Regions from separate parts of the Mus musculus genome. Here all the other regions are linked to region 3. A link is a loop called in an ENCODE intact Hi-C map of the cell type or tissue named here. Cell type or tissue: left cerebral cortex. All regions are shown on one strand.

What was found. Hi-C counts contacts between places; a loop is a spot of excess contacts. Peaks named below come from ENCODE experiments on the same cell type or tissue, not always from the same donor. Only the 100,000 strongest peaks of a DNase experiment are listed, where the experiment ranks them.
Region 1: it touches region 3 in a loop (3-fold over the local background); 16 of 42 quality-filtered maps call a loop at or near these places.
Region 2: it touches region 3 in a loop (2.3-fold over the local background); 7 of 42 quality-filtered maps call a loop at or near these places.

The regions. Positions count from the first base shown.
Region 1 is chr3:96,274,147-96,282,146 of GRCm38, reverse strand. No RefSeq gene overlaps it. Among named protein-coding and RNA genes, the nearest start is that of H2bc18, 8.4 kb to the right of the region's middle. In left cerebral cortex, CTCF peaks have their summits at 3,632 (motif pointing left) and 4,026 (motif pointing left); DNase peaks (open chromatin) are centred at 3,942 and 4,473; H3K4me3 peaks cover 1,661 bases; H3K27ac peaks cover 1,792 bases.
Region 2 is chr3:96,575,586-96,583,585 of GRCm38, reverse strand. It overlaps Polr3gl (polymerase (RNA) III (DNA directed) polypeptide G like), which reads left to right. Exons shown (of 8, transcript NM_027241.4): 2 at 1,331-1,498; 3 at 1,813-1,942; 4 at 2,683-2,751; 5 at 3,080-3,136; 6 at 3,497-3,570; 7 at 3,675-3,788; 8 at 4,998-5,714. The coding sequence starts at 1,373. The coding sequence ends at 5,084. Among named protein-coding and RNA genes, the nearest start is that of Gm15441, 13 kb to the right of the region's middle. In left cerebral cortex, CTCF peaks have their summits at 3,204 (motif pointing right) and 6,844; DNase peaks (open chromatin) are centred at 3,209, 4,651 and 6,657; H3K4me3 peaks cover 1,705 bases; H3K27ac peaks cover 3,915 bases.
Region 3 is chr3:96,499,601-96,507,600 of GRCm38, reverse strand. n-THgtg8 (a tRNA gene) reads left to right here and starts at 7,164; the gene lies at 7,164-7,235. It overlaps n-TGtcc7 (a tRNA gene), which reads left to right and starts at 6,521; the gene lies at 6,521-6,592. n-TEctc13 (a tRNA gene) reads left to right here and starts at 6,083; the gene lies at 6,083-6,154. Gm40100 (a long non-coding RNA gene) reads left to right here. Exons shown (of 2, transcript XR_867483.1): 2 at 1,066-1,211. In left cerebral cortex, CTCF peaks have their summits at 4,322 (motif pointing right) and 7,783; DNase peaks (open chromatin) are centred at 6,585, 7,160, 7,801, 7,992 and 3 more places; H3K4me3 peaks cover 3,770 bases; H3K27ac peaks cover 1,534 bases.

The sequences.
Region 1 (8,000 bases), 230 kb after region 3:
GCTGTTTCAGCTGGTCTTCTGTAGAAGTAGGTTCCAACAGGTGCTGGCAAGTAAGTGCAAGCTGGTGAAGAGTGAGTCTTCCTTCTTCCAATCTCCCTATGTGGGCCTCCAGCAGAAGGTGTGGCCCAGATTAAAGGTGTGTACCACCGCTTTTGGATCTGGGACTTGCTTTGTCCTTGGCTGACCTTGAACTCAGAGATCTGCTTGCTTCAGTCTTCTGGAATTAAAGGCATGTACTACTTTGCCTGGGTCTAAGATTTTCATGGCCTCAAGATCTCCATGTCAAGATCTAGGTCAGAAACTTGTGTCTTTCAGCCTCAAGATCTAGATCACAGGTGAGCCCTCCAATTCTGGATTGTAGTCCATTGCAGATGTAGTCAATTTGACAACCAGGAATAGCCACTGCACCCTTCTAAAGGATTTATGTATTTGTCACAGAGATGTTATGTCTAAGGTTTTACAGCTGTGAACAGACACTATGACCGAGGCAACTCTTATAAGAACAACATTTAATTGGGACTGGCTTATGAGTTCAGAGGTTTGGTCCATTATCATCAAGGCAGAAGCCTGGCAGCATCTGGGCAGGCATGGTCCAGGAGGAGTGGAGCGTTCTACTTCATCTGAGGGACGCTATAAGACTGACTTCCAAGCAGCTGGGATGAGGGAGTTGGATGGCACACCCACTCCAACAAGGCCACACTTCCAAATAATGCCACTCCCTGTTCCAGGCATATTCAAACCACCACAGTTAGATCACAGGCAATGGATGGCTAACAGGCCAAGAGCCCAAGATGATTTTGGCTCCCATCTAATGTTCTAGTTCTCCACAGCCAGCTAGTTTTGTAGACAGCTATCATGGGAGTGGCTTTTTTCCTAGGGACTTCAGTTAACAAAAGATCTTTCCCAAAGTAGTCTGAAGTTTGATCCCCCTGCGGTCCTGTCTTTCGTCTTTGCTGTGGTACACCGGTGTTCATTCCCATAAGTGGCTTTGCATCTCAAACACTCATAGCCCATTTTCAGAAAGTATGAGACAATTAAATGACTATTTATAAAGCCTTTGGAGTCTTACAAGATCCCTTTGCTCAAATAAAACTTTTAGGGACTGTTTATACATTTAGTGTAAGTGTGTGCACATATGTGTGTGTGTGTGCACAGGTGTGTTCATCTTTGTGTGTCAAAGACCAGAAGTTGCTTTCCAGTGTCATTTCCAATCACTCTCCACCTGATCTTTCTAGACCGCGGCTCCCACTCAACCTAGAGCTGGCCAGCAGCGCCTCCTCCAGGATAACCCCTGTCCTTGTACCACCGGGGTTACAGACATGGGTTACAGACAAGCCTTGCCATGCCAGTCTTTTAGGTGGAAGCATGAACTCAGTATAGCAAGCACTTTACCCATTGACCCTTCTCCCTGGACTGACAATTCCTTTCTTCAGTGAGTCTGTAAGGTGGATGTGTGTGTGGGTGTGAGTGTGGGCGTGCGCACACCCTTTGCTGCAGGTTCTCACAGGGTCTCTGTTGTTTGCCCCCACACACGTGAGGTATTCTGGAGACTCACTCTCTCCACTAATGCCTTAGTGTAGGAAGTGGGAAATATAGACGCTCACCTCTATGTCTGCCTCTCCATGGGTTCTAGGGATTCAAACTCCAGCCTTCATGCTTGTGTGGCAAGTGCTTTTATCCAATGAGCCATTTATTTTATTTTTTAAAATAATTTATTATTTTTATGTACGTTGGGATTTTGCCTGCATGTCTGTCTGTCTGTGTCTGTGTGAGAGTGTCAGATCCCCGAGGGCTGAGGTTACAGACAGTTGTAAGCTGCCATGAAGATCCAAAACCCAACAAAAAACCCACCCACCCACCCACCCACCCAGCCAACCAAAAACATTCACATCTGATGCTATTTTGTACCAGAAAGCAAGCTCGATATTTCTGAATGATCAAATCTAATAGCTCGCCATATCAGGGGCTATACATAACTTATAAAGCAAACTTACTTTTCCTCTAATGTGCAAGGGGACATCTTTGTTTCTGATTGTACTTCTGTGAACTAGTTATTGTTGAGGAGTTTGGATCAAATTGTTTTTCTGTCAATTAAAGAATTAAAAGGCACAAGAGATCTCCAGTACAACAGTTAGCAGCAAGGAGGATCCCAGACACAGCAGCAGAAGCAATGAGTGAAAACCACTTTTACTAGATGGGTTTTATTAAAACTTTTATTCAAGGCAAGGGAACTCACACCCACACACCCACATGCACCCACACCCACACACACCACATGCACACACACACACACACCCCATTGCACCACATGCATACACCCCCCCACATGTACCACATGCATATAACCCCCTCCCCCACCACATGCACACATACACACCACACACACATATAAACACACATGTACACATACCAGTAGGGCAGCAAAGGTTCACACAGTCTTTGGTGGGCTAGAACTTGGGGGGGGTCCCCTCCCCTGTTTAGAGTTGCTCAGTTTAGACAAAGAAATAAAACCAGATTCTGGAAGTGCAGGTCGGAGGATCAGAAGTTCAGGTTATCTTAGGCTACTCCGTGAGACTGGGGCCACCCTGGGCTAGATGCTAATAAGCTTTGGATAAATAGTCAGGGTCAGGCCTCTCGCTTACTTGAGCAGCACAGGGAGTGTGTGGGAACAGCTAGTGGGAGAGAGTAAACCTGCTGGCCTTTTGTTTCAAGCTGTCTGGCCTAGGCCTCTGGTCAGACGGAGGAAAAACAAGCCAGAAGTTCCCCTGCTTTTTTGTTTTTAATTTTAATTTAATTTTATTTTTAAAGTCTGTCTGTGGCTCCTATCTATCTGTCCATCTGTCCTCCATAAAGACTTTCATCTTTAAGGTCAGGACTTAGAATTTCTCTGGTTATCACTAGAAGAAAAAGCATGCTGGAAATGACAATTGGGTTAGCAGACACCTCATCTGCCCATCACTCCACCTAGTTGTCTGTTGCATGCAGGTGTGTTCAGCCTTTTGGACAACGTGACACCTCCCAATCAGGTTACAAAATAGAAAGGAAGAAAACGAAGAGCTAGGATTTAGATCGTTGATAGACATGTGTGGGAGGTAACAGACAGTATGGCAAACCACTTGCTTTTTTTTTTTTTTTTTTTTTTTTTATGCTCCTGACCTGAGGCAAAAACCGGGTGGACTTTTTCTCTTGCCAGCATGGGCAGGCAGCGCAGTCCAAGTTCAGGGCCAGGCTAGTACATGTTTATCCAGAAATGTGGGCCTATCAGTTTCTCTGTCTTTATTCAAACTGACAACTCGTAGACTAGGAGAAGATCCCCTAAAAGATCCTCAAGCCCCCCACCCCTCCAGAAAAGGCCAACTTCCTGAGATCACGCCCAATCTTTCTGTGTGCCGTACTCTGTGTGCGTGTGTTTTCTCAGCCTGATAATCTTTCTTCACGGGTTGATTCTGTCTGCTGTGTCTGAGATTTATCCCTTTGCTACCTGCTCCACAACATTTTTCCCCCTGCCGTTTATTCTTTAACTGGCAGAGAAAACAAACTCCAATCAAGGCCCCCTACCTAGATACATAGTAAAAGAAGAGAAAATAGGACTTTGGGGCGAAGTGACTCGCTGGCGCCATCTCGTGGTCATCTGTATACAATGCAGGCAGTGTGCGGCTGGGTCATCGTTGCCAAAGCTCGGAGACCCCCGTGACCCGAAACGCTCCTCGGCGTACTTTTTCAGTCTCCCTCAAACCTTACGATTAATTGCTTTCACCTAGCAGACAAGAGTGAATGATCTCTACTGAGTCTGCGGCAGCGTGTGGAAAAGGGTGGTGCGTGTCCGATTCCCTCCGGTATAGGGAAGGGCCCCATTCCAAAGCAGACTCAGCTCTTGGTAATGATGGTTCACTTTGCATCTGCGCGAGCGCAGCATCACGAGAGGCTGGCAGTCTCCGCGAATGCGCAGCTGCAGAACTACTCACCCCAGCCCGCCAGTCTGATCAGCGCGGTCGAGGACCCACATAGCGACTCCTGGTGGTCGCCTTTGGGGCTCGCAGCTGCTGCCGCTGCTGCCGGGGAGAAGATTCAAAGTCCCGCCTAACCCGAGGCTCTGGTGGGTAGACGCCAAAGAGCAAGCAGGAGGAGACTGCTACCTCTGCCTCCTTTGTGTCCAGCACACACGGCCTCTGTCCAGCACACACGGCCTCCGCGCAGGTTCCCGCATTGTCGGAGCTAGTTAGGGTGGGTCAGCCGAGCCAGAGAGCGGGCAGGCAGGTAGCTCAGTATATCCTTAGTGCAAAGTTTCCAGAGCTGAGAACGAGGCATCCCGAAGGGGTCTGATGCAGCTGGTGACGAGGAGCGTGTGTCCACATGCCTTTTGGGATAGGAGTGCTGTGGTCGTGGGGAGTCTTCATTCCTAGAGCAGTGCAAGAAGCTCTCAAAACTACTGAAAATGAGGCGGGTTTCCACGAGCTGATTTAATATGGAGAAGGACTGCACTAAACCTATAGATGTGTGTCTGGGGGCGGGAGGGGGCGCTAGGGAGAAAGGACAGGCCTGATGTTGACTTTCCTACACATGCCAAAGTATCTCTGCTTACTCACTTACTTATGTAAGTATCTCTGCTGACTGTTTATATCTTACAGTAGTGCTAGAACGTTCCTTCTAGAAGCATTGTTAGAACCGTTCCTACATCTCGCATTTGTGTAATGTGGCATAGGCAGAATCTTCAGAAGTCATGCCTCATAGCTGTAACAGTTTAAAGGCTAACCCTCAGAAAACTATGTTAAGGTTGGCAATGAGAAGGCCAGTCTTGCCCTGTCCTTTTCCATACCTCGCAGAACACTAGTACGTCTGTAGACAATTTGGGACTCCATAAGGTTTCAGGGTTGGGGAGTACTGAAGATGTAGTTCCCCTGGCAGCGTGCTTGCTCGGCACGCATGAACAGCATAAACCCAAGCATAGAGACACATGCCTGGGATTCCAGCACCAGGGAAGTGGAGGTAGGAGATCAGTAATTCAAGGTCCTCCTCAATACTTATGGAGTTTCAGGCCACTTGGGTAGACAAGACACATAATGTAGATTAGTGGGTCCAAAACTCATAGACAATAAAATTGCTCTTCCTCATCTTGCCCATTGGAAAGGCACAGAGTCAAAACCAAACCAAACCAAACCAAACCAACAATGAACCAGGCAGATGGCTCATTGATTGAGAACACTTGTTGCTCTTACCGAGGACCCAAATTCAGTTCCCAGCAACCACATGTGCGTTCACAACCATCTGTAGCTCCACTTCCAGGGGATCTGACATTTTCTTCTAAACTCCCTGGGCACTGGGTATGCATGTAGATACAAAACACTCATGCACAGAATCCCAAACAAAACAAAAACCCAAGCCCCAAGTTCATACCACTTACAAGCATCTCCTGCATCTAGCTCCACCAGCTATATGCCTTTTCTCTTTCAGTGTTGACTGTCAGGGAAGCCTTTGGTTTCATGGTTAATTCAGCCGTGGTGGACTGGGGAAGTCTGCTCTCCTGTTGATTTTCTGATTTATCCTTTCGACTTTCCTTTGGTTTTTATTCCGTTTTGTTTTGTTTTGTTTTGTTTTGTTTTTCGAGACAGGGTTTCTCTGTGCAGCCCTGGTTGTCCTGGAACTCACTCTGTAGACCAGGCTGGCCTCGAACTCAGAAATCCGCTTGCCTCTGCCTCCGGAGTGCTGGGATTAAAGGTGTGCACCACCACGCCCAGCTCTATTCCTTTTTTGTTTGTTAAAAGTTTAACCCATTCTAACTTTCCCTTAAATCTGTTCTTCTTGTCCGCCTGTGCCTTCCAGTTCAGTGATTAAAGGTATTCACCACACTGGCCTTTCTTCAGTTCAGACTCAGCACATACCATCCCCTGCTCACCTGTGGAGAGTCTGGCACACAGTGGTCTATCTTATTGTTATTCCCGACGAATGAGCAGGCTTTATTTTGGAATCCCCTCTAACCTGTGCACTTTTTGGAAGAAGAAGAAAAAAATCAGGTTGTGAAGAATTTGTGGTTGGTTTGTAATCACTGAATGGGTCCTTTAGGATTTTGGTCTCCCAAAAGTGGTGGTCATTTTTGATCAATGTTCCCTGTGAGTTTGAAAACAATGTAAACTTTTCATTTTGAACACAATATAGTGTAGGTATCAGTCTTGTGAGACATGTTTCTCAAAAATCCTTATGACAATGGCGGTTTCAGTCAACTTGGTCACTTCCTGAAGATTGTATAACTATTACTATTATTCTCAATTTGAAGATGAGAAAATGCATATTAAGAAACATATCCAGGGCTGGAGAGATGGCTCAGTGGTTCAGAGCACTGACTGCTCTTCCAGAGGTCCTGAGTTCAATTCCCAGCAACCACCAACCACCTGTAATGGGATCTGATGCCCTCCTCTGGTGTGTCTGACAGCTACAATGTACTCATGTACATAAAATAAATAGATCTTAAAAAAGAAACAATAACCAATCAGACCTCAGAGAAAGCCACACAGCAGCTGTTTTGTTGCAGTAGTGTCTGTATGGTACCCTGGCCCAAGCAGGTTTTAGGAATTACCCTTCCATATCTACACTATTTTTCTATAGTGTCAGGGATGGTCTATAATGTAGCTTTATTGATAACTGCAAGTTGTATGGGGCTACTCAATCCTATGGACTCAATCAATGCTTATAATCTCAAATACAACTTCTGGGTTGTTTGTGAGGTAGGGATCTGTCTTAGAACTCCAAATGTAGACCAGGCTGGCCTTGAACTCATGGAGATCTACCTACCTCTGTCCCCCCCCCCGAGTGCTTGGACTAATGGCTTGTGCTACCAGACTCAGCCAAATACCATTTCTTCCTGCTAGGAAGAATTGTTACAATCTGTTTTGGTTTGTGCAAACCTGGCTTTTCTCCTCAGAACAGAGCCAGAACTTCTCAGTTATGGTCCTCTTCTTTAACCGAACCCCCCGCCCCCACAAGATAGTCAAGGGAGCGGGGTGGGTATTCTTTTTCTTGAAAGCAAATGATTGGAAATCAAATTTTACTGTGATGAACTCTCCTAATTCTAAAAATCATATTTGCTTATTTATTGTGGTTTTGTGTGTGTGTGTGTGTTTGCCCCCAGGACCAAACTCAGGTCACTGGGCAAATACCTTTACATACTGGGTCATCTTGCCAGCCCTAAAATGGTATTAACATATTTTTGTTTTATTTTTCACTGGGGGATAAGGAATGGTCATTTAAGTACAATTTCTATCACGTAGTGCCTGGAAATCACTATCAAAATATGAGTCATTGTTTAGATACTTAAAATGACTCAGGAAACAAGTCCCCAACAAAGGGATTGACAAGCAAATCCTTCAGAGTTTCACAGTGTAGACACCGCAGAAGACAAGGAGCCCCTGAGTGATTTAACCCCAAACCTCATATGTATTAGCACATTATTCACCACACCCTTTTCTGCTTATTATTCATAAATCCTGACTAAATAAACAAGTCAAGCTAGATAGAATACAGACAGTATCAATCAGAAATAGCACAGATGAATTATAGGTAATTTCTTTTTGCTTGGCTCCCTTTTGTGTTAAATCATCAAGACTCAGAACTGTCAACTAAAAGCTGGGAAGGAGTGTTTAGGTGTACTTTTCCCCTAAGGGCACTGATGTGAACTGTTTTGGAGACAGGATTTCTTTGTGTTGTCTTAGTTAGGCCATAGCCCTGGAACTAGCTCTGCAAATGAGGCTTGTCTTGAACTCAGATGTCCATTAGCTTGCCTCCCTGGAGTGCTGGGCCACCATCATTTGATTGTAAGCTATAACCAAAAGTCATGCTGGCCTATCTCAATAAGAATCTGCTTCCTAGAGTGCTGGGATTAAAGACACCGGTCAAACCCACTTGAAGTGCCTACAGAATGACGCCCTACAGGTCTAGATGTCTCACCGCAAACATGTCTTATGCAGTAAGGAGGTAAATGCAAGACGCTTACGCTTAGATAACTAAAT
Region 2 (8,000 bases), 76 kb before region 3:
TTCTGGTCTTCATGGGCACTGCATTCAAATGGTGTGTGTGTGTGTGTGTGTGTGTGTGTGTGTGTGTGTGTGTGTGTGTGCGCGCACTCTGCCTGCCTGTCTATCTTTTTGTCTGTCTGCCTGCAAAACACCCATACCCATAAAATAAAAATAAAGATCTCAAAAAATAAACAGATATGTCTGTTTTAATTATGGGTCTGTGTGTATCACTGTGTATACACATGAATTCAGGTGTCCATAAAGGCCAAAGGCACCGGACCCCCCTTCCTGGAGCTGGAGTTATAGTAAGCCCCCCATGTGAGTGATGGGAGTCAGAGTCGTGTCATCTGGAAGAGCAGTACCCCACCACTGAGACATCTCTCTAGCTGAATTGTTTTAGTACTTTAAAATATTATTTACTTTTACTTATTTGTATGTGTACCACTTATGTAAATGTGCATGGAGGCTGTGGCAGGCGTGGATTCTCCGGGAAGTAGAGTCACAGGCAGTGGGAACCACCTGATGTGAGCAGAGGAACCAGACCCAGGTCCTCTGCAAGAGCATGGGATACTTTTAACCACAGAGCCATCTCTCATGTTTTAAAACATATTTTAAAAGTGTGTGCATGTGAGTGCAGATGTCCATGGAGGCGAAATAAGGGTGTTAGATTCCCTGGAGCTGGGTTTACAGACGGTGTGAGACACCAGACACAAGTACTGGAACAAAACTCCATTCCTCTTCGAAAGCAATGCACATCTTAACCACTGAACAGTCTCTCCAGCTTTGTTTATCTTGAGACATGATCTTGCTATTTATCCCTCAGTGGCCTGGAACTCTATGTAGACCAGGCTAGCCTCAAACTGATAATCCTCTCGTCAAGTACAGGGCTCGGATTACAGGTTTGTGGTATCACTCCTAACTTAATGTTTTATTTATTTTTTAATTAATTAAGTAGTTATATTTTGTATTTATTTTGCTTGGTTTTTTTTTTTTTTTTTTTTTTTTTTTGAGACAGGTTTCTCTGCATAACCTTGGCTGTCCCAAAACTCATTCTGTAGACCAGGCTGGCCTCAAACTCAAAGTAATGCCTTCCTTTGCCTCTCAAGTGCTGAAACTAAAGGTGTGTCCCTCCACTGCCTGGCACATCAAATTTCTAACTGTCACAGAAAAAGGGATTGGAATGTAGCCCAAAGTAGAGTACTTGCCTAGCATGAGAAAAGCCCTGGGTTTGAACCGGGGCACAGAGGAAAACGTCACCTCCCATAGAACATCACATGATGTGCTGTGCGGCTTCTTGGCGTCATATCTCTTCTAGTACACTTCTTTATCTCTCTGTTTTTGTCTTTATTAGGTTTTTCTCACTGGATCTCTGCATATCCAGGCCCCCTCCACCATGGCCAGCCGGGGTGGGGGCCGGGGTCGTGGCCGGGGCCAGTTGACCTTCAACATGGAGGCTGTGGGCATTGGGAAGGGTGATGCTTTGCCCCCACCCACTCTCCAGCCCTCTCCACTCTTTCCTGTGAGTGTCTCCCTTCCCTTCCCAAGCCTCCCATGTGAGCCCCCACTGAGCCATATGAGCACAGAATCCTCCTGGCCCATCTCGAGCCATCTGCACCTTGATTCCGTCTATAGTCGCACCTGCCCCACGGGCGGTGTTTTCCCGGCAAGGAAGTGTTTATCTTCACTCTTCATACCGTCCACTCTCCAGCTCTCAGAATGCCCTCCTCCATCTTCTGGCCTTCCCAATCTTACTGAGAACACTGGATTTTACTTGGGGGAAAGGCCTTTTAAGGTTTTATTGCAGCGCTCCAGACTAACCACTGTACCCCTCAGCCCTTGGAGTTCCACCCAGTGCCTCTGCCGGCAGGAGAGGAGGGGGAGTATGTCCTGGCACTGAAGCAAGAGCTGCGCGGGGCCATGAGGCAGCTCCCCTACTTCATCCGGCCAGCCGTCCCCAAGAGAGGTCAGTAGAAAGCTAGCATAAGGATTCGGGCCTCCTTCTGTGGGCAGTGCCCATGCTAGCACGCTCAGGGCCAGAGAGGCTTAGAAGTTTCCTGTCTAATGGAAAGAGCATTAAATGTCCCTCTGTGTCTGAAATGTATCACCTTACTCGAGATTTTAATTGAACCTCAATCTTGGGGCTGGTGGGACATTAAAGCATCAGCATCTTAGTTCAAATAGGGGGGGTACAAATGAATTTCCAATTCATTAACTGGAGAGACCTTGATGCTGGGCCTCTGAGCACCCCACCTGTGCAAAGCTTTCACCTAGCGAGAGCAGGAGACTGGAGACGGCGGGCGGGGCTGCTGGCAGGCTTGGGAGAATGGTTACTTGCCCTCGGTGAGAAGTATTGACAGTTGATGCTTTTCTACTGAGCCCCTGGGAGCTGAGGGCTCAACACTGGAAGAAGACTTACCAAGCTAACCAGTTAGTGAGAGGGAGACAGAAGACTGAACCCTGGTTTTTATCCCAGGGTGTCCTGTCCAGTGAAGCTCACTGCTTCTCAGAAGAGGATTCTGGGCAAAGATAAGAATAGCAACAAGGCAGGCTGAAGGAGAGGCAAGGCTGACCCCAACTGACAGCTCTGGGCTCTGGGCTTAGAGTAAGGAGATTGATAGATAAGAGGGGCAGACCCTTAGGACAGATGTTCTAAGGTTAAAACTCTAACTCACGGGCTCTACCCCCCCCCCACCCGCCCCCCAGATGTGGAACGTTACTCAGACAAGTATCAGATGTCTGGGCCTATTGACAACGCCATCGATTGGAACCCTGGTAAGTGACTGGCCCCTCCTCTCCGAATGCCCTCCTTTCAGATTCTTTAGGTACCTCAAACTGTCACCTTCCTTTCCTGTACATCTAAATCTAGAGTCTTAGATGTGCTCTGCAACACTCTCGCGTTCTACGTGGAAACCCTATTTGTAACAACAGTGCCCACCTCTCCAGAAGCGTCAAACCTACAATTTTATTCTGAAAAATCTTCAAACCAACCCCCATTCCGTCCTTCCTTTTAAACACTCCCCTCCCCCTTAGCGCCAGCCATCACTCCCAGAAGCCTCCAGCCGGCCAGGGTCCTGCTGATTTTCACTCCCACTCTTCCCAGATTGGCGGCGACTCCCCAGTGAGCTCAAGATTCGAGTGCGGAAAGTACAGAAGGAGCGTGAGTGGATCTGCAGGAGGATGAGGGCTTGTCAGCCGGTGCCACGGGGACCACAGGAGGGCAGCAGACCGCCACATTTTGCTGCCGGAGACCACACGAGGGCAGCAGAGTGCCGTGTTTGCTGCAAGAGGGTGGAGTAGGCTCAGCTAGGATGGAGGGAGAGATGGCTCAGCTGATAAGAGATGCCAGCCACCAATCCACAGGACCCACTGTTGGAAGGAAGAACTCATTCTAACTTCCGCGTGTGTGTCACACACACACGTACACACACACACAGACACACACACACCCCAAATTTAAAACCCCGAAAGAAAGCTAGTAGATGTACTAAGGCCTCTCACTTTTTGATCCTCCAAACAGGGACCACCATTATCCTTCCCAAGAGGCCCCCTAAGAGCACAGACGATAAGGAGGAGACGATACAGAAACTAGAGGTGAGGAGGAAGTGCGATAGACAGCTGGCCTCCCGGTCCCTTGGAGCCCCAGCTCTCCCTGCATTCTGTGAGTGAGTTTCTCTTCCTATTCATCCTCACATGAGACGCTAGAGAAGAAGGAGGAGGAAGTGACTTCGGAGGAGGATGAAGAGAAAGAAGAAGAGGAGGAGAAGGAAGAGGGGGAGGAAGAGGAATACGATGAAGAGGAGCATGAGGAGGTGAGGGGGCTTTGCTCCTCCCCACCCCACCCCTCCTTTCTCCCTTACAAGTTGTAGGCTCACAACTCTTTTTTTTTTTTTCTTTTCAAGATTTCTTGTTGTTGTTTTATTTTTGGTTTTGGTTTTGAGACAGGGTCTCCATTATGCAAGCCAGGCTGGCCAGGAACTCCCCAGAAGCCCCCCTGCTTCTATTTCCTGCTGTTGGGGTTACATATGAGTCTGCCTCCAGACTTAGCATACAAGACTCTGTATGATTGCATACCAAGCGTGTTCTGGTGCCTGAGGAGGCCTGAAGAGGGTCTCCAAACCCCTGAAGCTGGGCGTTACAAGCAGGTGTGAGCTGCCCAAGTTATCTGAACTCCGAAAGAGCAACAAAGGCCTTTAACATCCAAGCCATCTTTTATTACATGTGTGCATGAGTGTGTGTGTGTGTGTGTGTGTGTGAAATGTGTGGAGGTCAGAAGACAACTTGCAAGAGTTGGCTCTCTCTTTTCCCGTGTGGGGTCTGGTTATTGACCACAGGTCCTCTGGCTTAACAACAAAGGCCTTTTGTACTGAGCCATCTCACTAACCCTGGGCTCTCAACCCTTACACGGGAGACATTCTCAGAGAGTTGCAGTGCCACCAAAAGCCTTTCTCCAGTTCATCTATCCCTGACCTATCCTCAAAACACGGAACATGGCGGGTGATATGGCTCAGAGGGCAAAGGGGCTTGCTACCAAGCCTGATGACCTGAGTGCAGTCCCCAGAACCCACAGAGTGGAAGGACTGACCCCTGCAAGTTGTCCCCTGACTTCCACATGTGCACCAGGGCACACTTGGACACACACATATAACATACATATACAGGCAAACAAATACTTTAACTTGTATAACATGGAGCAGGAGTGACGACTCTTGGTTAAGAGCGCATGCTGCTCTTCCATAGGACTCGAGCTCCACTCTCAGCATCCACATGGTGGCTCACAACAACCGGTGACTCCAGTTCCCGGGCATCTGACGCCATTGTCTGGCCTCCGAGGGTTCTAGCACGAAAGCAGTATACACATACATGCAGTCAAAGCACCTATACGCATGAAAAGGAATGAATGTAACAGCAGGTAGAGGTGTCCCAGACCTGGAAAGGTGTGTGTGAGAAGAAAGAGCCTGGAGACAAAGAGAAGAAAACTCTGACATCACCCCTGATCTTTGCTTCTTTTTACATTTCAGGAAACTGATTACATCATGTCATATTTTGACAATGGAGAGGACTTTGGAGGGGACAGCGATGACAATATGGATGAGGCCATATACTGAAAAACCTGGGCATAGACTGAAAACCTGGGCCATAGACTGAAAACCTGGGCCCATATATCATTCTTGATTTGAGATACAGGAACTAAATATCCCTATGTACTTAGGGGTTTTCCTATTTTTGTTATTTGTTTTGTTTTGTTTTGGTTGGTTGGCTTGGTTTGTTTTTTCCAGACAGGTTTCTCTGTGTAGCCCTGGCTGTCCTGGAACTCACTCTGTAGACCAGGCTGGCCTCAAACTCAGAAATCCGCCTGCCTCTGCCTCTGCCTCTGCCTCCCAAGTGCTGGGATTAAAGGCATTCGCCACCATGCCCAGCTTTGTTATTGTTTTTTGAGAGAAGATCTCATGTAGCTCAAGCTGGCCTGGAACTCGGTATGTAGCTGAGGCTGGCCTTGAATTTTGGACCCCCCCCCACCCCCCCAAGCCTTGGGATTACAGGGACGCGCCACCACAGCAGACTTACTAGCATTTACTTCTGTTGAGAAAAAATTGGTTAGAATCCAGGTGACCTGTGTGATCCCTGGGGGCTGTGATGCGCAGCCGTTGACAGTTTAGGGGAGACTTGGGGTGGGAACAGTCAAGAGGAGTAAGGCCTGTTTTGTACTTTTAAATAAAATGTTTGTATCTGTCTAACATGTCTAACAGAGTGATGTGTACTGGGAAAGGGCCGGAGGCAAGGCTGAGGGGGTGTCCAGTCAAGCCATTCTTACCCCTGCCACGCCCCCTTTCAGAGGACTGAATTTACAGCCATGCAAATGCTAAACGGGTGTTCCATCACTCAGCCATGCCCCCATCTCTTTTTATATATTTGCTTTAGAATTTTTAGGCAGAGCTTTTGCTAAGTTGCCTAAGTTGGCTTTGAACTTAACCCTGTAGCCCAAACAGGCCTGAAACTGTCTCAGCCTCCCTAGCTGTGGTCCCAGGTCTGTGCCACCAGTGTCAAATCTCTGCGTGTCCAGTGTGACACGGGTGTGTGTGTGTGTGTGTGTGACCGCCTTGACCCTTGACCTTTACTTCTCAGCTCTCCCTTGGAGGACATTCAGGAACTCATCTGCAATGCTGTCTGAAAGCAGCGCTGGGGAAAGCATAGGCTCGCCCACAGACTACCCTAGCCTTTGGCCTCCAGCAGCACAGGGACATGAGCCTGCATAGTCAGGCACATTTACCAGGACACCAGCCCTCTCCTTTCTCACACTTGACCTTGATGGTGTCCTTATTTACAAAGAGTGATTGCAGCTATTTTTGTGCAGGGAGTCCAGAAAGCCAGGGGCCGGGAGAGAGGAGTGACTCACTGCTTTCAGCTTACCGTCTTCCAGGACCTGGAGAGCCCACTTTGAAAGGCATATTTAGGATCTCCCTAAATATACTGTTCTCTACAGACAGCCGGGGTGTGGCTTGCAGCTCCTTCTTTTTTGTTGTTCTTTCCTTTGTGGAATTAAGTTAGCCTTTCTCACTCCACTTTGGGGAGGGGGTAGGCGGTGTTATCTTCCAGGAAGTAAGGAGGGTGGGGAGGAAGGGAGTGATTTAGGGACACTCAGCTCTAAGAGAGGCTTCCTCGCCCACACAGCGCTCCCTTGGGTGAGGTCACTTCCCTGGCCTCTGATTGGCTTCTAAGGAAGGCTTCCTCGAGCTGATTGGTTGCATGCACTTGCCATGCCACAGCCACGAGTAAGTTGCGTGTCCAGTATAGAAACAGAGTAAGGAGACCTGCAGAGACATCTGCCGTGCTACCACGGGAGGCCCCACTGAGCATTTCATAGTCTAAGGATGGACTGTGTGAGAAGCGTCCAATAAGCTTCCCAATCGCTTTTAGACAGGCCGACCGAATTTCCTACAGCATCGTGGGTTAGAGAACCGAAATCCAAGGTCAGGTATTTCTGACCCCATTGTACAGGGCAAAGAGGGGCTTAGACTCCATGGAGGAGAAGCGCCTTCAAGGCCTCGTTTAAATGTGGTAGCAAGTGTTGGGATAGAAGCCCAGCCAAGAAAGCAGAGCCGGGAACAGGAATAGAAGCGAACATTCCAGAGTTATTGAGCAATTTGTGGTGATTGATGTGTTTCCTTTTCTAGCTCTCCGAGGTGAGGGAAGGGCGGGGCCAGGAGACTTGTCCCTGGGGTTTCCCACAGTTCTACAGCCAGCGACTGTAGCTAGGGAGGAAACAGCCGAAAACAAAGATCCTGAACGGTTTGGTTCTGTTTTGTTTACCTGTTGTCTTTTCCTACGTTGTCCCGTGCACACACAGTGGAGGGGAGACACCATCCTAACCCTCATTACTTAAGTCCAGGTCTATGTTGAGAGACACTGCCACAGGCTAGCCCACCTGATGCTCCTCTTTTTTTTTTTTTTTTTTTTTTAACATTTCATTTATTTGGCCAAGGGTGTACAAAATGGCGTGTGTGGGGAGCCCAGAGGACAGCCTGCTGGAGTCAGTACTCTCCTGCTGCCATATGGGTCTGGGGGCTCACATGCAAGGCTTGGAGGCAAGCACCGAATGAGCCAACTCACATCCCTGGGAACTTGGTGGTGGGACCAAAGATCCCGAACTAAAGGTGGTAAAGGAGGGCAGGACACTAGTCCCCACCCATCTTTCCACAGTTCCGTCCCTTCACGTTGCCTTTCCCCTGGCGCAGGAGAAAGGAGGACAAAGGTTGGAATGACCACTTGGGATCAGTCATGCTACCTCAAAGACAAAGTGTCATAAATATCAAGTCATTCTTGGACTCTGCCCTGCCTGGACTCCTGCCTTCCCTGGCAGGTGACCTTGTTGGACAAAGCCAGTGACACGAGACACAGCAGCTTCCCCAAATTCCTAATTGGTTCCAGGCAATAGCTAAACCATGTCCACTGACCTTTCCCCAACTTCCCACAAGCACTCCCAAACAGGCAGAGGCTGGAGCCTGGGTCCAGCAGACAGGGTC
Region 3 (8,000 bases):
ACATGTCAAATATGTGACTTCCCAGTATAGTTTCTTGGTGGCTTTTGTTTGGTGAGATTTGCTTTGTTTTGTTTGTAGTATAGTTATCGTCTAGGATCTATCATGACCAAGGACCTACTATGTAGACCAGGCTGGCCTTGAACTCAGAGACATCTGCCTGCCTCTGTCTCCCAAGTGTTAAGATTAAAAGGTAGCTGGTTTGAGGATTTTTGAAACAAGAGTGTCAAGTAGTCCTGGCTGTCCTTGGACTCCGGATTCTTTTGCCTCTATTACCCGGTGCTAAGATTCCAAGCATAAGCCACCAAGTCTAGCTTTAGGGTGAAGCTTTTGAGTTTCATTTGTAGCATCATTCAATATTTTGTTCCTTTTTATAGGCAAGTGATGGATTCATATATCAGTAGAGGCTGAAAAATTACTTTCTGAACTAGAATACATACAGTTCTCTCTCTTGAAGAGAATTTTCTGTTTTCAATGTTAAAGACCAACTCCATGACTTCCATATGCTGGACAAACACTCTACCACTGAGCTACAGTCACACATGCTCTCAGATTCCATTTTCTCTCTTCATTTGCTGAAGGGCATCTATGAATGGTTTCTACATTTACAGAGATCTAGAGGTACGCACACCCAACAGTGCTCCAGTGAGCATTCATATACACGTATTTATTTATTTGTTCTTAGTGTTTTGAGCTTTACTCCCAGGCGTGGAATCACTGAGTCATGTTCTATATTTGCCTCTTGGAAGAGCTGCCAATCTTCCCCGTAGCAGCTGCAGCGTCCACTCTTCCTATCAGTAGGCTCCAATGGTCCACTCGCTTACCCTCATAGACACTTGCTCTTCTCTATCTTTTTGTTTAATTTATAGCCATCTAGACCATCTAAACTCAGTGGTTTGAATGAAAATGGCCCCCATAGGCTCACAGGGAGTGGCACTATTTCAAAGGACTAGGCCATGTGACCTTGTTGGAGTGGGTGTGGCCTTTTTAGAGGAAGTGTGTCATTGGAGGTGGGCTTTGAAGCTTCAGATGCTCAAACTAGGACCAGTGGCTCATTTTGTCTTCCAGCTGCCTGCCAATCCAGATGTAGAACTCCTGGCCCCTTCTCCAGTATCGTATCTGCCTGTGTACAACCATGCCTCCCACCATGACGGTAACGGACCAAACCTCTGAAACTGCAAACCAGCCCCAATTAAATGTTGTCTTTTATAAGAGTTGCCATGGTCATGGTGTCTCTTCACAGCAATAAAATCCTAACCAAGATGCCATTTTTTTGTTTTATATGTAGGCCAGGCTGAGATGAAGCAGGCTCTGACCTTCTGATCCTCCTGTCCATAGCTCTTGAGTGTTGGGATTACAGGTGTTTGCCACCATATCCAGAGTTATGGGGCAGCAGGGATTAGAGTGTATGCCAGGCAAACACTCTACCAAACAACTACATTTCTAGCCCTTGTTAAAGTTATTTTTTGTTTGTGTTTTGTTTTGCTTTTTTTTTTTTTTTTTGAGACAGGGTCTCTCTACATAGACCTGGCTGTTCGGTAGCTCACAATATAGATCAGGCTGGCCTTGAACTCACAGAGGTCTGCCTGCCTCTGTTTTCCCAAGTGCTGGGAGTAAAGGTGTGTGCCACCACTGATAGGCTTGGTTTTTGTTTTTAGTTTGTTTTAATTTATTTTAAAAGAGCCTCAGTACACTGTAGCTGACTTCAAACACACCAGAAGAGGGCATTGGATCCCATTCCAGATGGTTGTGAGCCACCATGTGGTTGCTGGGAATTGAACTCAGGATAAGCAGTCAGTGGTCTCAACCACTAAGCCATCTCTTCAGCCCCATTGGTTTTTTGTGTTTTGAGACAGAATTTCAATATACAGTCTTGGCTGACCTAGACTCACTATGGAGACCAGGGTAGCATTAAATTCCTAGAGATTGCCCTCCCCACCCCACCCCACCCCCGCCTCCCAAGTGTTGGCATTAAAGGTGTGCTCCACCATACCCAACGAGTTAAAATATTTTTTATAGTGACTACCTTAATGTATTAGAACTTGGCACGCTAGTGTGTACCTGGAGCCCCAGCTACTTTGGAGGCTGGGGTAGGGGGATTATAACTCTAGGAGTCTGAAATTGGCTAGGCAGCCAATCCAGACTCTCTCTTAAAAGCAGGTAGGGCCAGGGGTATGGTTCAGGAGCAGAGCATTTGCCTAGCATGTACAAGCCCTGTTGAATCCCTAGCATTTCAAAGCAACAACAATGCCTCAGACCTACGATTGTATCATCTAGATGTTGCCAATGGTATGATAAATGCTTTTGAAACTTACATATTTGGGGGTATTAGACAGAGAAAGAGAGTGAGTCTTGGTAACACTGGAGTCTATGTCCCCCGTGGGCCTTTGTGAACAGCAATGATCTACGCGCCTGAGAAGACCTGAGAAGACCTGAGAAGACCTGGGCTCGAGAGCTCAGTAACATCTTCAGTCAGCGGGGATCCTGGCAGCTCCTGAGAGATCAACCCACCAACCTCTGCTGCTAGTTACAACTTTGGGACTGCAGGGCAACAGATCTGCAGATAGAATCTTTCACCTCCACGTTCCCTTTTCTGCTCTACAAAAGTTTCAAGCCATCCTGTGCCTTGGCACACAGTCTCCAGTCCCTCAGAGAGACTGCCATCTTCATTGTTCTAAATAAAGATTGATCTATTATCTCTCTATTATCTATCTACCTGGTTTTTCAAGACAAGGTCTCTTCTGTATAGTCTCTGCTGTCCTGAAACTAATGCTGTAGTTCAGGGTGGCCTCAAATTCACAGAGATCCTCCTACCTCTGCCTCCCGAGTCCTGGGGTTAAAGGTGAGCACCGCTACCTCCTGTAACTAGCCTGAACCAATCTCAGGTACCAGTTCCTACCAACCCCTAGGTGGCCTATGGTGACCCTGGGAGATGTTGCTGCTTTCTTATCATTGAATTTGGGTGAAATTCAAATGCCTTAAGTGTTCTCTGGCTCCATCCCAGCAGGGATGACCACCTTCTGAGGTCAGCCGAGGGCAGACGTCTGGGCACCCACTGCAGTCTTTGAGTAGAATAAGCCATAGCTTATTTCTGTGCTGTTGCCTGCGACACAGCCATTATTATTAAGACGTTTTCTGTCTTGTGAGGCTGGACACAGTAGGCTTTTGTTTAATTCACACACACACACACACACACACACACACACACACACACACTTACTTACACATAAGCCCGTGTATTCCAGGCTGGCCTTGAACTTCTGGTCTATTTCCCAGATTTAGGATTAGGGGTACGTGGTACCACATGCAGTTTAGGAATTTTTAATGTTTATCTATGTTTTGTTTTTGTAGACAGGACTTTATGTGGCCAGGCTGGTTTTGAACTCCCTTTGAGATGACTTTGAACTAATATTCTGGCCCCCACCTCCAAGTACTGGCCATCCAGGTTGCTAGCGTTTTTTGGCTCTAAATCCGGACTATGTGGGTGGACAGGGAGCCCAGAGAAGTCCCCACTTCTGCCTGGTTTGCCTCCTTCTCCCAACCGTTCAGTCTTCTATCTCTTCATACACAATGTCCAGGGACTTTACTCATATTGGGAGTTAGAGAAAAGCCTGCTGTAATCTCACCTTGTGGATTATTGACTCAGGTGTTTAATGTTGTGGGGTTTTTGTTTTGTTTTTTGTTTTGTTTTTTTTTTACTAGATGGGGCAGTTTAACTTTCTTTATATCATTGCTTTGTATTCAGGTGCTCTTTGTAAATGTTTGACAAAATAAAATGAAACCTCTTATGCATCCATTCTTAGATGCGTGGAGGAGGAGACGGGAACCCTGTCCTGGTGCTTTGATGTTGAGACATGGTGTGGAAACTGAAGAAAATGAAGGGTCTTTTCTACCAAAGGGATAAATAACAAACCACTTCATAAACAAACAAACAAAAACATAAATGGCTTGGCAGAAATTCGAATTCCTCCAGGGTCAGCACTTCTTCAAATAAAAATATGCGCTCCAGGTTGTACTGGGTGCTCAAACTGAACTCTGTTTATCAACTGTGCTTTAAATCAGCCAATGGGCTAAGTTTGAGAGGCACAGGAATCCCTTTGCGTTGGGGAAAAAAACCCAGGGGGATCCTCGCTTCGAGTGTTTGCCTGCTTGATTTGGCTGTGGTACACACCTTCTACGAAAGGAAAACCATTTGCCTTGCGAAGTACTTTGGATTGTGTGCTCATTTTCTTGAGACCCCAGACCCATTTTCTTACAAGTGGCAAGCTCCTATCCCAGGGCACACAAGCTTTCCTAGGTTCTCCTGTGTTGCCCCAAACCACCAGGAGGTGGCAGGATAATCGACAAAAAGGCACTGTCGACCAAACGGAAGCAGGCTGAACATTTTGAAAAGCAGCACGAGCTGCTTTTGTTTCTATTTACATTTTTTTCATACAGTATATTTTGATCATCTTTACCCTCCGAAGACTTATTTCTTTTGAATTTATGATTTCTTGTGAGTGTTTCATGACTTTTCTTGAGGACACTGAACGTGTGTCTGTTCACTTCGGAGGATAAACCAAAGACCTAAAAAAAAAAAAAAGAAAAGAAAAGTCTATTTTGCTGCCCCAGAGTTTGAGTTACTTACAGGAACTCGGGTTTCTTGGCATCACTGAGAAGCCTTGCCTGGGCGATCAGCCACTGGGTCCCCTGTACAATTTGCAGGCAGAGCTACACAGTGTCTTCTTCCTGGTTGTTTACTAAGTATATAACCGCTGGAAGGGGTCTTGTGAGTTTCTTGAGCCTCTCTCCTTTTCTCTTTAGCAGGGAATGTTGCAATCCAAAGAAAATGGCTGCAAGTCCAGAAAATTAAGTTTGCATCCTTTTACCAATCCCAAGATGTTGCCCTGTTTTTGATACTGTCACAGATATCGGTTCAGTGAAAACTTCTGGAGTAAAAGAGCTAGAGAGCTAGAAGGTTACTACTTAACATCTTAGCATACTCTTCAAAAACAAATCAAAGCAACCAGAAAGATGCCCCGTCTCGGAACATCCCCAAATCCTACCCGCTATGTCCCCTCCCCGCCTCCCGTTGGTCCCTATTGATATGCACACATAGTTAATGACTCCGTTTTTAAATTGATTCTTTATCATTATCGAAAGTGATGTTTATTCGCTGTAGGTAAGGGTTTGACGATAAGCCAAAGAATAATTCCATCCAGGTGTAGGGAAGTGCTTTCTAAAATGTTCTGTTTGAACTGACGTGTACACGTGTCTTCTCTTCATGGTTAGTTCATACACATGCTCTCCTCCCCCAACAACAAACAAGGACCAATAGCAGCTTTTGATTGCTTAATATTTGCCTTAAACAATTTCAAACCTACAGCAAAAATGAAAAAAGGGTATAGCAAACGTTCTATTCGTTGCCTTGTTGCCACCATTTTGCCAAGTTTGTTTTCTCTCTGTGTCTGTCTCTGTTTTCCTCACGTTCAGTGTTATACCTTGATTGGGGGGGTTGGGGGAGGGAAGTTTACAAGATTTCTCCATCTGGGAATGGGAGACGGCCCAGTGAGTTAAACCGAGGCACGAAGACGCACCAACCTGCAGGCTCATTTCCCCAGTCTCCACACAACCTGTTTGTGGCAGAAGTTTCAGCTGGCGCTGCTATACCCGGTGGCTACCATAGGTCTAGGACATCTTAGCGTTCCTTCCGCGATGCTCTTTATATCCTCTAAGAAAAATGCTTGTTTCCTTTGCCAAGGCCCCTGCTAGTTCCGGCGATTTGACTTTCTAGAGAGGAGCTGTCTGCAAAGGTTTGCCTCTCCGGTCTTGGGAGTGTGATCCTGTGTACGGTATTCTCTCCAGGGCTTAAGAACTAGGCTTGAGAACTCTTGCGCTGTTTTTGTATTTAAATGAGACCTGCTGAAAAAGTAGTTTCGATACAAAGAAGGTTTTATATATAATCTTAAAACTTCAATGGAGCAAAAATGAAACAAATGAAACAAAACAAACACACGCACGCACGCACGCACGCACACACGCACACACACCCACAAATCGCAGTTACTTGGAGCCATATGATCTAAAGGGGAACGAGGCGCTAACTTCCCTGGTGGTCTAGTGGTTAGGATTCGGCGCTCTCACCGCCGCGGCCCGGGTTCGATTCCCGGTCAGGGAAATAAATTTTTTCTCTCAATTTTCTAAAAAAAATTACAAAATAATCACTTAAAATATGAAAATGTAAAGTGCAATCTTTTCTACATTTGTACTAAAGAACGTCACACATTAAAAAACACCCACAGCAGAGCCTTTTACAGGATCACAGGATTCCAGAAGCTCCCTTCAAACGATAAAAAGAATTAATTTTCTTTAAACTTGGCTATCCTAGAGTGTTTGTCTGTCATCTCTCTCCCGTCTGTCTTACAAGGTCCCCCCCGCCCCCGTCTTAATTTTTCTTCAATCAAAACAAATTTGCAAGAAAAGAAACAAAAAACTTTCTGTCATAGCTTTCATTAAGATATCCAAACAGAACAATCGCTAACCTGCGTTGGTGGTATAGTGGTGAGCATAGCTGCCTTCCAAGCAGTTGACCCGGGTTCGATTCCCGGCCAACGCATAAGGTTGTCTTTTTACGTTTAGAAATCCGAAGATCTCTGATCCCTGGATCTAACTCCACCGAGTTTCTTCTCAAGTTTATGTTATTCCTATCTGTTAGTACAGCGAATGGCGTCACAGACTTGTAGGATTATCCTTTTGGGATTGTTCAGGAAAGTATCTAAAATGGAGTCTGGCTCTTTGAGACTTTAGAAGCAGCCCCGCCTTCGGTTCGGGAGGTTTTGTGAGTGGAACCAGGAAACACGGCCCTGGAGAAGGACTCCTTCACCAGCTCTGCTCCTTTTCTGGTTGCACCCTTCTGGTAACAAAACCGTTGATTCCGTGGCTTGTTTCTTTGGAGAGAAACAACATAGGTCTGCTGGTGCGGCGGTTTCTTATCCCAGGTCATGAAATCCCAGGAAGCAAGGAGCTGGTGCTCGTGTTAGTATTGCGGAAGCACCAGGGTTTCAAAGCCAGACTTTTGATATTGCGGCCATATAGACTATACTAAATAAATCAGGCAACTCTGGAAGGCTACTCTCATTCAAAGACCATTAAATTGAGGCCGCAACCCGCTGCTTGCCCGGTGGCTCGCCGTGATCGTATAGTGGTTAGTACTCTGCGTTGTGGCCGCAGCAACCTCGGTTCGAATCCGAGTCACGGCATTTAGTAGTACCGTCCCTTTGCAGCTTTTTACTTACTAATTAACAAAATTCTGATTTTTGCCTTTGCGGTAAAACTGAGTCACCGAAATAATTCCAAGCGGCTTATCCAATACGAGCATCCTAAACTCTTGGGAAGAGCCAGGTCTGTAAAGGAGGCTCCTTCCCCATCGCAAGAGAGAAGTAGAGCGGTGATACCGAAACTTGGCTCCTCCACTGTCGGTCGGAGAACCAAACACTTCGGGAGCAGAGCGCCTGTCTCTGCAGCAAATGTTCTACGAGTGTGTCTCTGTCGATTCTACACCAGATGGCCTTGTTACTCGGACATCACAAACTTGGTTTTAAAAACAAGCTTCTGCCGAAGAAGAGTAAATAGTACCTATTTTCCCAGTAAGGGTCCCTCACACCGGGAGCCGTCATCACTGAGGTCTAGATCAAAAAAGGCACCAGGGTAGAAGAGTCAACTTCCAGGAATTCAAGTCTCCGCGCACCGGTTCCGCACTACCCGGTCGCCACAAGGACTGCCTGCCCTCCACGTCCGCGCTCTCGGTCGGCTGCTCCTCAGTGCCACGCGCCCTAGAAACCCAGGTCTCAGGGCGACTCCATTCAGAAAGACCTGGAGGAAGCAGAGAGGCCCACCTGCCTCTGTGCATAAAGAGTATCAGACAAAAGGCATTAAATTATAGACTCTGGAACTTTGCTAATGTTGATTTAAGAACAAATGGAAGAAGTGCACCATTATGTACAAAGATCATAAAGACATAGAAA